Regions from separate parts of the Mus musculus genome. Here region 2 is linked to region 1. A link is a loop called in an ENCODE intact Hi-C map of the cell type or tissue named here. Cell type or tissue: heart. All regions are shown on one strand. Links, peaks and the distances in the headings refer to the core of each region. The heading gives the core; the rest is flanking DNA. Region 1 has its middle 12 kb from the start of Gm30639. Region 2 overlaps Tln2 (talin 2).

What was found. A loop is a pair of places that touch in the nucleus more often than their neighbours do. Peaks named below come from ENCODE experiments on the same cell type or tissue, not always from the same donor. Only the 100,000 strongest peaks of a DNase experiment are listed, where the experiment ranks them.
Region 2: it touches region 1 in a loop (9-fold over the local background); 8 of 42 quality-filtered maps call a loop at or near these places.

The regions. Positions count from the first base shown.
Region 1 is chr9:66,996,589-67,004,923 of GRCm38, forward strand. No RefSeq gene overlaps it. Among named protein-coding and RNA genes, the nearest start is that of Gm30639, 12 kb to the right of the region's middle. In heart, for the core only: CTCF peaks have their summits at 4,716 (motif pointing right) and 6,181 (motif pointing right); a DNase peak (open chromatin) is centred at 4,733; H3K27ac peaks cover 798 bases.
Region 2 is chr9:67,269,360-67,277,694 of GRCm38, forward strand. It overlaps Tln2 (talin 2), which reads right to left. Exons shown (of 58, transcript NM_001081242.2): 43 at 5,962-6,063; 44 at 3,251-3,370. Among named protein-coding and RNA genes, the nearest start is that of Mir190a, 37 kb to the left of the region's middle. In heart, for the core only: CTCF peaks have their summits at 4,225 (motif pointing left) and 5,140; no DNase peak of the experiment used is centred there; H3K27ac peaks cover 2,332 bases.

The DNA.
Region 1 (8,335 bases), core at 193-8,192:
ATGGCCATCAAATTGGATCAAGTATCGAAGAAACCACAAAGGGCCAGGCAAATGCAAAGACAGTGGAGCAGACCGGGCGTGAGTACTATTCACGTCATGATTCTTCCATCAAGCTAGACAGGAGTGACATCTTGACAACAGATCACCATACTGAAGACTTGGGAGCCTGAGTCTTACCCAGGGGTATACCCCACCCACCCTCGCTTTGCTTCTAATTGCAGTACATTACGTCCCAATAGTGTGGTGCTTAACGATTTTCTACTTGTGATGGAAATGGGACACTCTTAAATTGGTGATGGATGCCTTCCTGTTCCCAGAAGAGGCGGCGGCTGATCTAGAAATAGAGCTCTCTTTCTTTGATGGCTATCTATCTTCTTATAATGTAACCACATTGCAGAGAGGTTGAAACAAACAAACAAACAAACAAACAAACAAATATCACCCTCTCTTAGTCAGGGTTTCTATTCCTGCACAAACATCATGACCAAGAAGCAAATTGGGGAGGAAAGGGTTTATTCAGCTTACACTTCCATACAGCTGTTCATCACCAAAGGAAGTCAGGACTGGAACTCAAACAGGTCAGGAAGCAGGAGCTGATGTAGAGGCCATGGAGGGCTGTTCTTTACTGGCTTGCTTGCTTCCCCTGGCTTGCTCAGCCTGCTCTCTTACAGAACCCAAGACTGCCATCCCAGGGATGGTCCCACCCACAAGGGGCCTTTCCCCCTTGATCACTAATTGAGAAAATGCTTTACAGCTGGATCTCATGGAGGCATTTCCTCAACTGAAGCTCCTTTCTCTGTGATAACTCCAGCTGTGTCAAGTTGACACAAAACTAGCCAGTACACACCCATTGGAGCTGAAGAGATGGCTCAGAGGCTAAGAGCACTAGCTGCTCTTCCAGAGGTCCTGAGTGCAATTCCCAGAAACCACATGGTGGCTCACAACCATCTGGATTGAGATCCAATGCTTTTTTTCTGGTGTGTCTGAAGACAGCTACAGAGTACTCATATACATAAAAATAAATAAATCTTTCCCCCCAAATCACCCAGAATCCCAGTTTTTGAACATAACTGTTCATGCATTTGCCCATTTTAGCCTAGCTATTATCCATGAGCATGGACAACAAGGGGACCGCGACAAAAATGGACATATAATGCATTCTGTCTTTTCTCTACTTAGCATGATAGCAAGCATTTCCATGTTTGTCACTGTGCATGTGTGTGAGCACATGTGCACATGAATGTACACGTGTGCATGTTGCATGTGGAGGCCACGAGTCAATGTTGGATGTCTTCCTGAATCATTCACTTTATCTTCTAAGATGGGGTCTCTGCCCCCCAGATCTCACTGAGTGTGTTAGGCCCAGAGATCCTCCTGCCTCTGCTCTCATCCAATGCCAGGGTTACATACACACATAACCACACCCAGCTATTATGGGATTGCTGGGGAGAGCACCTCCTGCTCACCTAGCAAGCTCCTTACCATCTGGACCATCTTCCCTGTTCCCGTGATTATCATTTTAGTGTCTGTATAGTAGTCCAGAGAGATACTTTAGTCATGGTCCCTTCAGATCAGGATTTATGTTTTCTACTGTTGTATCTTGGTGCTATGGGGATTATTACCCAAGGGACAGTTGCAGTTATTTATTTATTTATTTATTTATTTAAAAATTATGTATTTTATGTGAGTACACTGTTGCTGTCTTCAGACACACCAGAAGAGGGCATCGGATTCCATTACAGATGGTTGTGAGCCACCATGTGGTTGCTGGGATTTGAACTCAGGACCTCTGAAGAGCAGTCAGTGCTCTTAACCACTGAACTATCTCTCCAGATTGCTGCTGTTATTTTGTTGTTGTTGTTGTTGGTTTTTTTTTTTTTTTTTTTTTTTTTTTTTTTTTTTTTTTCGAGACAGGGTTTCTCTATAGCCCTGGCTGTCCTGGAACTCACTTTGTAGACCAGGCTGACCTCGAACTCAGAAATCCACCTGCCTCTGCCTCCCGAGTGCTGGGATTAAAGGCGTGCGCCACCACGCCCGGCTTTGTTGTTGTTTTTGAGACAGGTTCTCTTTACATATCCCTAGCTGTCCTGAAATTCACTATGTAGACCAGGCTGGCCTTGAACTCACAGAGACCCACCTGCCTCTGCTTCCCAAGTGCTAGGATTAAAGTCATGTACCACCATGTCTCATATGGGCAGACTTTCAAATGCAACACTTTGTTAGATAAGGTCTCAAAAAATAGTTCTATTACCTCAAAGGAATGGCAAATATTGAGCTTTCTTGCAAGCATATGTCTGTTGCTTTCCAAAAGGGTTTCACGAATCATGCCACTGGGTATGTGCGAGGTCATGGAAATCCCCCAGCAATGTGTGGATTTTAATAAAATTTTATTAATTTAGTAAAGTTAAATGCTATCTTTTAAAAGATTTGCTTTTATTTATGTGAATGCCTGTGTATCTTCTTGAGTATGTACCCACCTGTGTGCCAGCAGAGGGTAGAAACTAGAGTTACAGGTAGCTGTGAGCCACCTTATATGGATGCTGGGAACTGAATTCCAGCCCTCTACAAGAGCAACAAGTGCTCTTAACTGCTGAGCCACCTCTACCAGTCCCAGATGCTATCTTTTTTAAATGCTATTTTTTAAAAGATTTATTTATTACATGTAAGTACACTGTAGCTGTCTTCAGACACACCAGAAGAGGGCGTCAGATCTCGTTATAGATGGTTGTGAGCCACCATATGGTTGCTGGGATTTGAACTCTGGATCTTCGGAAGAGCAATCGGGTGCTCTTACCCACTGAGCCATCTCACCAGCCCTTAAATGCTATTTTTATTTCCACAAATGAGAGAAAAATTTCAGAAGCTACATTTTAATGGGAAAACATCTAGCAGTAAGAAGAGAAGTCCTGGTACCAGGCTCCCTTATCCCCCATCACCACAGGGTTGAAATACCCAGTCAAGTGGGTTGTACTGAATTTATTACTTGTACTGTTGGAAGTCACAGATAGACAGTTTGTACTGCTGAACTACTTTTTTTAAAAAAGATTTTATTTATTTATCTATTATATGTAAGTACACTGTCGCTGTCTTCAGACACTCCAGAAGACCGAGTCAGATTTCGTTACAGATGATTGTGAATCACCATGTGGTTGCTGGGATTTGAACTCCGGACCTTCGGAAGAGCAGTCGGGTGCTCTTACCCACTGAGCCATCTCACCAGCCTCACTGCTGAATTTCTAAAGCAGCAGCATAAGCTAATGGTCCAGAAGGATGAGACTGGCAGTGTGCGAGCTACCGTCTGATGACTGCCATCCACACCGGAAAAGATCTCCAGGCAAACAGAATCTGCTGTGGTGTTCATGTCTTCTTGGAGGGAGCCAAGCCTCTTAGCTTTGCTCTGTGTATCGGCTCCCAGTAGAACTGGGCTGAGAAAAGACCACTCCAGTTTTCTTGGTTTTAAATTGCTCATTTGCCTGAAAGGAGTGATTTGAAATTTGTGAACCAGAATCTTGGAAACTCTCAGATGGATGCAGATGGTAGAAACAATTTTAATTAGGGAGTCTTTCTTCCATAAAAAAATCAAAAATCAAATCAAATCAAATAAAATCAGGGACTGGTGAGACGGCTCCACAGGTTAAAAGCCAAGAATGAACTTTTCCCAGTCTGTAGGCTGCCGCTTTGTCTGAAAGATGGTGTCCTTTGCCTTACAGACACTTTTTAGCTTCATGAGGTCCCATTTGTTAATTGTTGTTCTTGGTGTCAGTTATATCAATGCTCTGTTCAGAAAGCCTACCCCTTTCTTCCCTTCATTCAGGGCAGGGTGGAAGTAGGAGGGTCAAAAGTTCAAGGTCATACTCAGTTACAAAGCAAATTTGAGACAAATTTGGGCTACATGAGACCCTGTCTCAAAATAAAGTAAAATAACGAGAAACTGAGCATTCATTTCATCTAAATGTTAGGGTGAAACAATATTCCTGTGGTTTTTATTTTACACACAGAAACTACTCTAAGAAGCTAAAAGCCAGGCCGGGCAGTGACGGTGCACACCTTTAATCACAATACTTGGGAGGCAGAGGCAGGCAGATCTCTGGGAGTCTGAGTCCAGCCTAGTCTACAGAGTGAGTTCCAGGACAGCCAGGGCTATACAGTCTTGGAGGAAGAAGAGGAGGAGGAGGAGGAAGGGGAGGAGGAGGAGGAAGAAGGGGACAGGGAGGGGAGGAGGAGGTGGAAGAGGAGGAGGAGAAGAGAAGGGGGAGAAGGAGGAGAGGGGGAGGGGGAGGAGGAGACAAGGATGACAACGCTAAAGGCCTTGCCCAAAGGTCATATGCCTCACAAATGGTTATAAAAGTTACTCAAGTCTTTTTACTTCTACCAAGGAATCGCCCTTCTCAATCTTTTTTTTTTTTTTTTTTTTATTATATCTAAGTACACTGTAGCTGTCTTCAGACACACCAGAAGAGGGCATCAGATCTCACTGCAGATGGTTGTGAGCCACCATGTGGTTGCTGGGGTTTGAACTCATGACCTCTGGAAGAACAGTCGGGTGCTCTTAACTGCTGAGCCATCTCTCCAGCCCCCACTCTTCCCAATCTTAACTTAAAAAAAAAAAAAAAAAAAAAAGAAAGGAAAAAAAAAAAAAAAAAAAAAAAGGCTTAACTCACTGAGGTTGCCAGACATGTGGGCAAGACAAGAATCAGATGAGTACAGACTGCGAACAGCAGGTGGCGCAGTGCCCTCGGTGTTCCAGGCTGTGCCTCACGGTCCTCTGAAACCAAGGTCAATATGGACAGCCACAGGAAGCTTGAGTAACTTGTGACCCACCTCTCTCTCATTCTCTCTCGTCCATCTTCTCCTAAACTGGGTAGGCCCTCCCCATGCGTGTTCTCACTCTTTGCTGCAGCAGATCTCCAAGGAATGAATGAGCTTGAGAAAGTAGTCAGCTGAGGGATGGCTTGGTGATTAAAAGCGTGGCTTTTGTAGATTTTGGTTCTATGCACCCAAGTCAGCAGGTTCCTAACTGTAACACCAGCTCCAGGGGCTCCAAGGGCGTGCATATATACCACCCACACACATACACTTCATCAACTTCCACATTTACTACAGAAAAGCTCCTGCCTCAGAGGCTGGGCCATTGCCAGAGGCTTCCATTTGTACCATTCACTCAATTCTCTCGCTATACTTTGAGATACAAATGTCCTGCCCTTGTAATAGATCACAGAGGGCACTTAGATTGTGGTAGAGGTAGAAAGATTTGTGTGAGCTTGAAGCTGGACAGCCTGGAAATCGGATTCAGCTGGAGTATTTGTGCAAAGTACTTAATGCCTCGGTTAGACTGTAAAATGGTGATGTTATAAGTAACCCTGTAGACTTATTATGATGATAAAAAAAAAAAACCCAGAAACACCATCTAATAATTATTGGAAGATGCCTTAAGACCTTTAAAATGAAGAGGGCTGAAGAAATGGCTTAACACTTAAGAGCATTTGCTGTCTTTGCAGAGGACTGGGGGTTAGATTTCTGACCTCTGCACTTCTGCAGTGACATGAGCCCCAAATAAACAGATAAGTAAATAAAGCAATAAACTAAATAATGAAATAATTAAAAACCATTCACAGCTGGGCATGGTGGCGCACGCCTTTAATCCCAGCACTTGGGAGGCAGAGGCAGGCGGACTTCTGAGTTCGAGGCCAGCCTGGTCTACAGAGTGAGTTCCAGGACAGCCAGTGCTACCCAGAGAAACCCTGTCTCGAAAATTGAAAAAAAAAAAAAAAAAAAAAAAAAAAAAAAAGAATTCAGAAGCAGTAAAAACAATTTTAGATAAGGGCTTGGAATGATCAAAAATGTAGTATTTCATGTAGAAAAAGAATGCTTAAGTATTTTTGCTTAGCCAACATTCTAGCTAGTAATTTAATTTAATTCTAGCATTTAAGTTGTTATAACTGAAAGAGGTAAATTTGGTTTAAAAATGTCCCCAGTAAGTTAATTGTTCAACAATTTGGTTTAAAAATTTGGTTTAAAAATGTCCCCAGTAAGTTAATTGTTCAACAATTGATCAAGTTGATAATTTAGTGAATTTTGGTGTTTGGTTACATTGATTTTTTTTTTAAATTCCACTGTTCTTTTTTTTTTTTAAGATTTATTTATTTATTTATTTATTTATTATAAGTACACTGTAGCTGTCTTCAGACACTCCAGAAGAGGGCGTCAGATCTCGTTACAGATGGTTGTGAGCCACCATGTGGTTGCTGGGATTTGAACTCCGGACCTTCAGAAGAGCAGTCGGGTGCTCTTACCCACTGAGCCATCTCACCAGCCCCTACATTGATTTTTTAAAAAATTAATTTTAAAAAATGTATGCGCATACCTGGGTGAGTTCTGAGTACACCATGCACACACAGACCTTTGCAGAGGTCAAAAGGTGTCAGATTCCCCTGGCACTGGATAAGCCGTCTTATGTGGGTGCTGGGAGCTGAATGCAGTCCCTTTGAAAGTGCAGTAAGTGCTTTAATGTTTGAACCATCTCTCCAACCCAGGTTTGCACTGACTTTGGCATACAGACTTGTATTGATTGAACAGGGAGTGGTACTCAATGCATTTATACACTTACTGAATTAATTAATGCATGAATAGATGAATCAGAAGGATCTTGACATCAGTGAAATGATTCTTCTCTACTTAATGACTTCATGTGATGTCAGCATTTTAAGATCCCCGGACTTTCTGAGTCATGGAAACTGCCTCCCACACATCCCCTCCTCCCCCCTCACAATGCACTCACTGCCTACTCTGAGGCGACTTAATGAGAATGAGTGATTCCCTGCAGCCTCCCCGGGGGTAGCAGCTTCCAGAGGAGCCAAGCCTGGCTCATCCACTCACCTGCCATAGAGCACCGGCCTTGGCAGTTTACCTTGAGTTGATTCCTCATTTATCATGCAGGGATAAGTCTGAGATCTGACCTACTTCTCCTTAGCATGGCTAAGGACATAAAAAATACACAGTTCCCTGGGATCAGGAAAGTGCTGGGTGGGTGACAGCCCATCCTTATGAAAACCAAGCTTGGCAATGAAGGGGTTATTAGAGGCAGGGAGATCCAGCAGGAGGAGGGGCAAACCTGCTCTCCAGTCTCTTGATATCCTGGTCACTAACATCCACAATAGACAGGGACTGCACCTGTTAAACTGCCTTCCCCAAGTCACCTGCCAGTGCAAAACAGGAAAATTCCAGTGGCCCTACCAAGGCCTCCACTGTCCGCTGAGGGATGAAGTCACTGCCTGCAGTCAGCCGGTGAGACCAGATGAGGAAGCCTAGATCCAGACATAAACAGGCTGGCTTCTCTTTCCATCCTTCACAGCTATAGTCAGCCTGCTGGGTGGGGGTAAAGGGAGCCCAATGGCCACCGTGAGGGGATTTAGGTGGGGAGAAGAGAGCGCAGCTGGGGTGACAGGGACAGCAACAGTCCAAGCCTGAGAACCGCATCAAAGACAAACCATGAAGGACCTGGGGAAGGCTATTTACTCTGTCCTTCCTGTTCCCAAGCCTAAGAGGGAAATCATCACAGGGAGAAAAAGACATCCTTAAAGGACAAAGGGCCTGCCATCGGGGTCCACTTTTAGTGCTTGTTGGTGTCGACCTTCCAGCTAGAATCAGTAGACCCATCACTGCTAGGGGACACTGCCAGGCAGTGGCTCAGGTGCCTGGCCTCTGTGTGTGTCTGTGTGTGTGTGTGTGCATGTATGTGCCCCCAACTCCATCAACCCCAGGGGAACCCTACCATAACAGCTGATCACACTGGCAAGGTGCATTTTACCCGTCATGTAAAAGCTCATCCCCTTGAATAATATTTCTGAGTTAAAGTACTTAGATATGAACAGACTCTGGAAGGTTCTGAGGCTCAGCTCATCCAATTACCACGCAGCAATGGAGTCCCATCGTCTCCTTGGATATCTGGCTTAATAAAGCCTGACCCCCAAGACTATTATATGCCCAAAAGTCCTGTAAGAATGGGATCTGCTTTCAATATTATATCAGGCACACTAAATACACTTATATTTTACATTAACTAGAAAATGTTTACTGTGGAAAAGATAAAAAAGATCTTCTTCTTCTTCTTCTTCTTATTATTATTATTATTAATCCTTTCCCCATGTGTATGGTATGTATGTGCTTGTATGGGCTTTTTTGCACGCGTGTGTGAGCTTATGTGTGCATATGCATGTGGAGGCCCAGGGTTGATGTTAGGAACACCCTGCATTGCTCATCCAGCTTCCTGAGTTAGGTCCCTCGGTCACACTCAGAGCCAGTCAGTATGATCCCTTGTCTGCCTCCAGAGAACCAC
Region 2 (8,335 bases), core at 140-8,139, 270 kb after region 1:
TTGGCAACTTTAGGGAAGCATTGCTTGAGCCTCAAGAAAAGCCCTCAGTTCATTTCTCGATCAAAGAAAAATAGTACAGAGAAAACCATCTGCTTTTGTGCCTTAAAGGAAATTAAAAAAAAAAAAAAGCCCTGGTTTAGATCCGATTACAATGGAGAGGAGGGAGCACCCCCCACCCCCAATCACTTTCCCTTTACTTGCCAAGTCAAAACAAAAATGAAATGACTTTTTGAAGACTTTCAAAGCAACCAGAGCTGCTTAGCTGGGGGACCTTAAGAGGGTTAGACCAGGGTGACAATCGGAACTTGTCGGATCCACTTAGAAAACATATCAGGGAAGACAGTGTGAACAACAGAACCAGGCATCACTTTCTCTCTACCTGACAGCTAGTTTTGGGGTGGGATTTTAAAAATAAAATGCCAGCGTGCACATCCATTCCACCTGGGAGTGCAGGCTGTAGGACCAGGCGCATAACCAATGCTCTCCCTGGCTCACAAAGTGGTGATGTGACTTTCCCTAGAGATAGAGCTATAGTCACGAAATCTTTCCCCAGGACTTACATTGTGGAGCTGTAGCTCCTAGGATCTTAACCCCTCCCTCTTTCCCTCCATCCCTTTTTCTCTTCCTCCTTCCCTTCTCCCCATTTTCAGCCCCTTCCCTCTCTGTATGTATGTGTGCTGTTACAAGTCCTTCTATATGCACATATAGAGGCCACACGTCAAGGTCAGATGTCTTCCTCAATTCTCTTTACCTTAGTCTTTGAGACAGTCTCTCTCACTGAACCCGGACATCAATGATTTGGCTAGACTTGCTGACCAGCAGGCCTAAGACACCCTCCTGTTTCTTCCTCCCCAGGACTAAGATTACAGGCACGTGCAGCCATGAGTAGCTTTTTACACGGGTGCTGGGGCTCTGATCTCAGGCCCTCCTGTTTGTACATGACTGAGTCATCTCTCTGGTCTCTCTGTGTTCAGAGAGAAACTAATCTTAACTTGCAAAGCTGCCAGGAGAGTTTTCACTTTTCTGAAGAACTTCCACAGTGCTACTAACAAAGCCTTGAGTTTTCTGTGGAAAAATAAACAGAGAAAGATCCTGTTTGATGTTTGAGGACAGAGGTCCAGCTTTTCCTGTAATTGTCACATTGTGGAAAAGACCAGAATGCGGACTCGTTGGGGGTACACCGCAGGACTCTGAAGGAAAGGTTTCCCAATTGCCCTGCATGTAAATATTTTCACATTCTGGGATATGGGGCCCTCTCGGGTATACAAATAACTCCCACAATTTTGGTATGTTAAAACAAAACAAAACAAAACAAAACAAAACAACACCCTATATTGCTTCAGGGACCTCCTAACCTTCTCAGTTTCCCCCCAAGCATCTGTCTGGCAAATGCACACAGAGAACTTTCCCGCACAGGCCACTGGTAATCTTATGTTCTCCCTCTCATTTTTGGCTTCGGGTCATGCTGCTCTTGTGTCTGGACTGTAAAATACATCGCAAGATGCCCCGCCAAAAACAGCAAGTGTTACTGACAATGTCAGAGGCACCAGCATGCAAGGTGACGTGTTGTGTGGCTAGCGACACATTCTTTTCTTTGTTGGCTTGGTGCAATCAGTGATTCTGTGTCATAGCAAGGCTCTGATTGCTTCCGCATTGGGGTGGCCAGCTCTTGAGAGCTTTGTCCATATGGAAAAGGCAGGCTAGTGTTCCAATTCCAGACAGATGAGACTAGATCACACTGCAAAGCTTCCTGTGGAGAGGAGCCCAAACCTCCCTGGCAATCTCCACTCAAAGTCAACTACTTCTTCCCATTGTCCAAATGCTTCCTGACGGTAACACAAGCTTTCTTTTACTTGTTTATGAAATTCAAAATTACATGTTGACCAAATGAATTATACGTCTAGATAAATTACAGTGTAGAACTGTAGTCTGGTCTTACTGAAACAGAAAGACTATTTAAAAAGAAAGAGAAAGAGAAGGAGGAGGAGGAGGAGGAGGAGGAGGAGGAAGCGGGGGAAACTGTGTAAAAGGAATTAAGATTCAGTATTTTTCTTGCTGATGTAACATAATTATTACAATTATTCATGCTGAGGCCTGACTGACTGCTCTGGAATGTAAAGACAGGAGCATGGTTAGAAACTGAGGGAACTCCATGCTAGAAATATATATGTACCTCCGTACATATATATGATATGCCTGCTTACATGCATGGTTATGACATATGTTAGAAAGTGATGTGTTTTGGATCTGTGTTTCTATGGTTGCTTTAAAAGCCTTTGTTAGACACACCAGGTCCCAACCCAGAGTACTGGGGAAGTGAGGGCGGGTCTGTTATTTCAGGGAAATGAGCAGACCAGTTACAAACCTGTGGCTTCCCCATGCCCTAGTGTTTAAGAAAATACTGAACAAAGTTTCCATTCAATAAACAGCTTGCATCTCACCGAATGTGGTTACCTGTATCTTCCCGTGTTCCCGCAGTCCCTCCATCATTCTGTATCTCAGAGTGGACTTCCTTTCTCTAAGGAGCCACATGGTTTCTTGGGCCCTAGACACCCTCTCTAGGCACTCACACTGACAAAACTTCTTCCAGGCCCCTCTGGGTCCCCAGCTGTGCTGTGTGGTCCCACTCACAGCTTCCAGAGATGACTGCTCTCTGACAGTGTGCACACTTGCCATTCTGAGACTCTTAAGGGTACTGATTTGCCGAAGCCACGCCTACACTAGCCTCTGTGGAAAGGAATAAGGAAAGCAGGTGGGTCTTGAACCTACAGGCGGGGGCTTTGTGTCATGCAAGCAGATTGTTGTCAAGAGAGGAGATATGAAATCCCACATGTGGGTCCTCTAATATTTTGGGGAGCCTTTGGAAAACATAAGCATGGCTGATAGGATGTGCTAAGGGGGAGCAGGAAGCAGGAAGGTGGCAGCCCCAGGTTTGGGCATTTGAAGAGGGAGATGGGCAGCTATAAGGGCCTAGCAGAACATTGCAAACAAACCCTTCCACCTGAGAGTCACTCTCCGGAGCACTCTAGTTCTTGGCCAACTGGCCCCAGCAAGGGTCCAAGTTCTAGGCACGATTTGGGGCTCTGAGTGAATCTGGGGCATCAGTTGCACAGCAATGGGGAATGAAACCTGCTCCTGGCTCTTGGGCTGGGGTCTTATAGAACTAGGCTACAGGGTCCTCCCCTCTCCCATCCCCCGGAACGGGCACCATGTGTTTGCTTCTTAAGATAGGGGCCTTAAGGTGGCAGACCTCCTCTGGTTCGGCGGTGGCTGCTGCCATCTGGCCCTGGAGAGCCAGGTGCCCATAGTCAGTGGTCATTTGTGAAGCCAGGCCTCCCAACTCCTCCGGGTTAGTAACCGACTTAGTCATCTGGAAAAAGAAAACAAGCAAGACACAAATACATACACAAAGAGAAGCATCAGAACCATGTGTTAATACCCTGGGAAGCCAAAGGGTTTCATTCCCTTTTAGCCCCTGGGGAAGGTGAAGGCCAGGCCTAGCATAATGGCTGGACACTGGGGAGGGCAATTCAAGCGAAGCCCATGCTGCATTGCACACAACAGGCCAGGGCTGTGACTGCCCTGCAGCTCAGACCGGATGGATGGGCACATGCTCAGCGTGCAAGGCGGTGCAGCGTGGAACCGAGTCCTCAGGGCCCAATCTCAGGGAGAATGGATATGGGGTCACCAGAGGAATTTCCACAAGGGACCATTCTAGGGGATGATCCTTGTGAGTGGTAGATCCTGATTCGGCTTCTGTGAGGATCTAGGCAAGAAAGGATCTGAGAATAGGGCTGTTACAAAGTCACAAAGGAGACCCAGTGAAGAAACCAACATCAGGGACTGAAGGAAGGGCTTGGGTAACTTTGTAACAAAGCACCACAAAGTGCTTCGGAAACATGGTGGCCCATCACAACCCACACAGTCCATGCATCCACTCTGCCCGCACCTCAGAATAGCGTGCCTCAGTTTAGTGTTTAGCCTTCACCTTGGCTTTTTGCCATGAACAAAAAAGTCACCTAAAAGACAGTCTCTGTCTCTTTTCCAGGAATCTCACTCCTGCCCTATCTCTTTTCTTACTCTTCAAAAAAATAATTTGGGACTGGAGAGATGGCTCAGTGGTTAAGAGCACTGACTGTTCTTTCAGATGAGTTCAATTCTCAGCAAACACATGGTGGCTCACAACCATCTGTAATAGGATCTGATGCCCTCTTCTGGTGGGTCTGAAGACAGCTGCAGTGTACTCATATACATGAATAAAATAAATCTTTAAAAAATATATTTTTATTTGTAGGTGTGTGTCCACACCACAATGCATGTGTGGAGGCCAGAGGACAACTTAGAGTTGGTTGGTCTTTCCATTGTTAGGATTCCAGGGACTGAATGCAGGTCATTTAGCCTTGCTTACAAGTATCTTTACCTGCTACGCCCCCTTGCTGGCCCCCTTTGTGATCTTTTAAAGGCTTGATTTTAAAGGACTATTCCTTTTAGTATTTAGACAGGGTCTCAGATAGCTCAAGCTGTCCTTGAACTCCTAATTCCCCCTCTACTTCCTAAGGGCTGGAATTAGAAGCATGTGCCACCATGCACAGCTTAAAGGGCTTTTAAAAAGCCCCTTCAAAGGACTCCTTGTCTACTGAGGTAGGTTCCAAGGAATACAACTGGCATCCCAAAAGAATGAAGTTGTACCATGAGCTGTACCATTTGTGCCTCATTAATAGGAACACAAAGACTCTTCACCTAACAACTCTGACCAAAAGTGCCAGGCTAGCCACCTCAGGATGTCATATACTGGAGGGTAGGCTTGTTGGGAATCATAGGTGCCAAAGGATGAGACAGCCTGGTTCAAAGCCTGGCCCAGAAGACTCTCCAGGGACTTTATGAAGATACTCACAAATGCCTTTCAAAGATCCCACTGCTAGACTGCGCAGTAAGGGGACTTTGATTTGTCCCCTCTACTCCCCTGAAAGGATGGTCTTGGTGTGACCTCCAGCTTGCCAGGACACTCAGAAGTGACTGTGACTATTCCCCTCCTTCCTCAGGCCACATTCATTTAAACAGTCGGCCTGGTACAGAGTTCCCATGCATGAGTAGAGCAGGCAGGGAAGCCTTCGTAGTCCAAGCTCAACCTCTAGTGGACACACAGTTGCATGACAGAGCCAGTGAGAGGGGTGACTTGGCCACTCCAGCTAGGCCATTGCAATGGCCACCTCGGGCTTGGCAATCCTTTTGCACTTGGGGCTCCAAGTGGAGAGGGATGTTTTCTGTGTATGCACTCTCTGAGATCACATTTGTCATCCTCCATGTAACTCTATAATGCCAAGAGCACATACTGACTCCCAGAGCCATTTATGAAGACTCATCTGGAACAATGTTGTTTGCATTATGTTTCAGTGGAAAATACAAAAAACAAAAAACAAAAAACCATTACTTCTGCTGTCAGGAATTAGAAAAAAAAAAACCACACTAATTTTGCCTAGAGGACTGATTGCTCAAGTATTATAATTTGATTTTGCCAGATAGCTTCATGTTTTTACTATTTTGCTCCCAAATATCTTCTCTTATACTAGAACTTAACCCTATTAAAACATCTCAAGTCCTTCCAGAGATGAGTAGGATTTGCTCCTTTTTAATGAGACCTTGTTGCTCATTTCCTGCTTTCTTGAAAGCTCTCTCCTCCCTTTGTTCCCTGTGTTCATTCCCAGGACTTAGTCAACTTTACTTCCTTCTTCCTGGGGCTTCTATACCACAGGCAACCAGAGGCACCACAGAGAGGAGGTAGGAAGTAGGGTCCCGGGAGAAAATGCCATTACAGGGAACCTACATCACGGGCTGGTCAGTCTACCTGACACAGATCTCAGACTTGAAGACTCAGATGGTGGTGGGCATGGTGTGAAGACTCAGATGGCAGTGGGTAGAGGGGGAACCCACAGTGGGTGGGGCCAGTCCTTTTCTTCTTACCATTTCCTGAGCTGTGACGGCAATGGCTTTGGAGTATTTAACCACAGTCGTCTGGTAGTCAACAAACGTTCCCTTTGGTTCTGGAGGTGTGCCTTCATCCAGCTGTGGATGAGAGAAGAACTTAGGAGTCATAAGGAGCCTGGCCAAGGATAGGCTATACTTGTAAGAATTAGAAACTTAGGAAAAGGAGAGAGCCCCTCAGAGGTTTCTTTGGTTCAAACTCTGCTCTAACTTCTCCAATCAAAATCACAATGGAGGTACACATAAGGCATTCAGGGGACACAGGCAAGATGGAGTCCCAGTTTCATCTTACAGGAGTGGAAAGTATTTCAGAGGAAGGACGATTTAGTTAAGTCTCACCAGATAAGGAGAAGGCCGCCCACAAAAACAGTAGGGAAGGAATCCCAGAAAGAGGGAACAGTATTCAAGCACATGATGGTAAGAGTGAGTCTGGTACTTCCAGGGAAATACAGAGAGTGGTGGAAGATGAGGCGGGAGGTGGCAGAATCTCCATCATGGAGGACTTCCATAGCAACACTACAGTCCACCAATATCCATGCCCAGGGATGCCTAGTGATGATCTAAGTCAACAGAAAGAATTGGAGGATCTAAGAGCAATCTTTTGACTGCCTGCCTCCAAGTGCAACAGCAATTAAGAAAAGGGCAAGATCACTGTGAAAGAATGGGAGTCAACAGTCCCCTTGAAGGTCAAGGGCATACTGATCCAGGTGAAGTGTGGTCCCCTGGATGATAGATCAGGGTAGGTAAATGTGATGGTTGATATTGATAGCCAACTGGACAGTAGAATTACCTCAGAGAAAGACCCTGAACATGTCACGTCTCTGTGGGGGTTTCTAGAATGAGTTAACTGAGGTGGGAAGAAACCAGGAAGAACTGGATGTGGGCCATCCCATGAGCTGGGTGGTCCCAAAATAAATAAAAAGGGGAGTGAGCTGAGGGACAGCACTCACACCTCTCCCCCCCACCCCCACCCCCGACTGCAGATGCAATGTGACCAGTGGCCTCACACTCCAGCCACTGTGCCTTTCCCACTGGGCTGGACTGTATCCCTCAAATTGTGAGCCAAAAGAAACCCTTCCTCCCTTAAGTTGCTTCTTGTCAAGTACTTCTCAATGACCAAAGTTAGTGACACAGAAGGAGTTTGTGGACAGCAGTGAAATCCCAGGTCGTGTTTTACAGGGAGGAGAGGGAAACCCTTCGTGTGTATCCTCTGCTGCCAGCAACTCTTGTGACCATCAAGAGATTCCAGGCTTATTTCTCAAGAGCCAGCTGGACCACTGACAGCAGCTGTGTGGGTGCCGCTATCACAGCATAAGGCATCTCCGTGAGCGAGGCTGGTGGGCTAGCAAAGGATGACTCAGGGCCTGACTTCCATTCTCTCGGGACTGACAGGACATTTCCTATCTTTACATTAATACTGAGAAAAAGAAAAAGAGGATCATTTGGCTTTTAACTGCTACTAAGAAACTATGGATTTGACAATTTAACATCCCCTGTAGACATGTGGTTTGTTTCCAAAGTTCTGGTGCTCTATTGTGGTGAAAGTCAAACAAACCCTCCTGCACCTCACCCTATGGCCTTGAGGAGGCAAAATTTACTCACTGTCTGCTAAACCATCCGTATTTGAAGCATAAGCAAAGCATAGTGGATACTGATAGAGACTTTGAGAAGGGAGATACAGTCTAACCCAGCTTGCTACTTCATTAGTGTGAAGAGGATGGGAGAGAGTTGTGGAGCCATTTCTCTAATGACTTTATTCCTTTATAGAGACCGAGACAGCTAATCCCTAAATCAGCAATTTAAGACCTTGTATTATCTTAAAATACTATACTAATGCATACATAATCCAACTGTAGGCATTTCCCAACACAGGCACTGTAACACTCTCGTCTGTGATACTCTCTAATGCTAAGCTGACAATTGGATGCTGATGAAAAACTGTTTAACCTGACAATATCAAAAGGACATCATTAAAGACAAAATCCTTGGAGGAAAGTAGAAACCATAGAGTTGAAATTCTTTTTGGTCTGAAGCACTGTCAATTGGCTGTTGAGCCAGAAAATGATTTATGTTGTCTCCTATGCCTGTTGCTTTTGAGAGCCCACCAAGACCTTTCATACACACTATTCAATGGTTTATGCATTTAAGTAGATATCAAAATGTAAGATTTTTGGAAGTCCCATTAGAGATTCCTAGGATCTACTCAATTGAGATTGTGATAGAGCTAGACAGCAGTAGAGACCAGGATCCTGAATTCTAGAAAGTTCCTCAATTCCAAAGTAGCCATTCCAAGGGCCAATGCTTGGAAATAATTTCCTAACTCCTCCTGGAGTCTCCTCCTTATCCCAGCTTA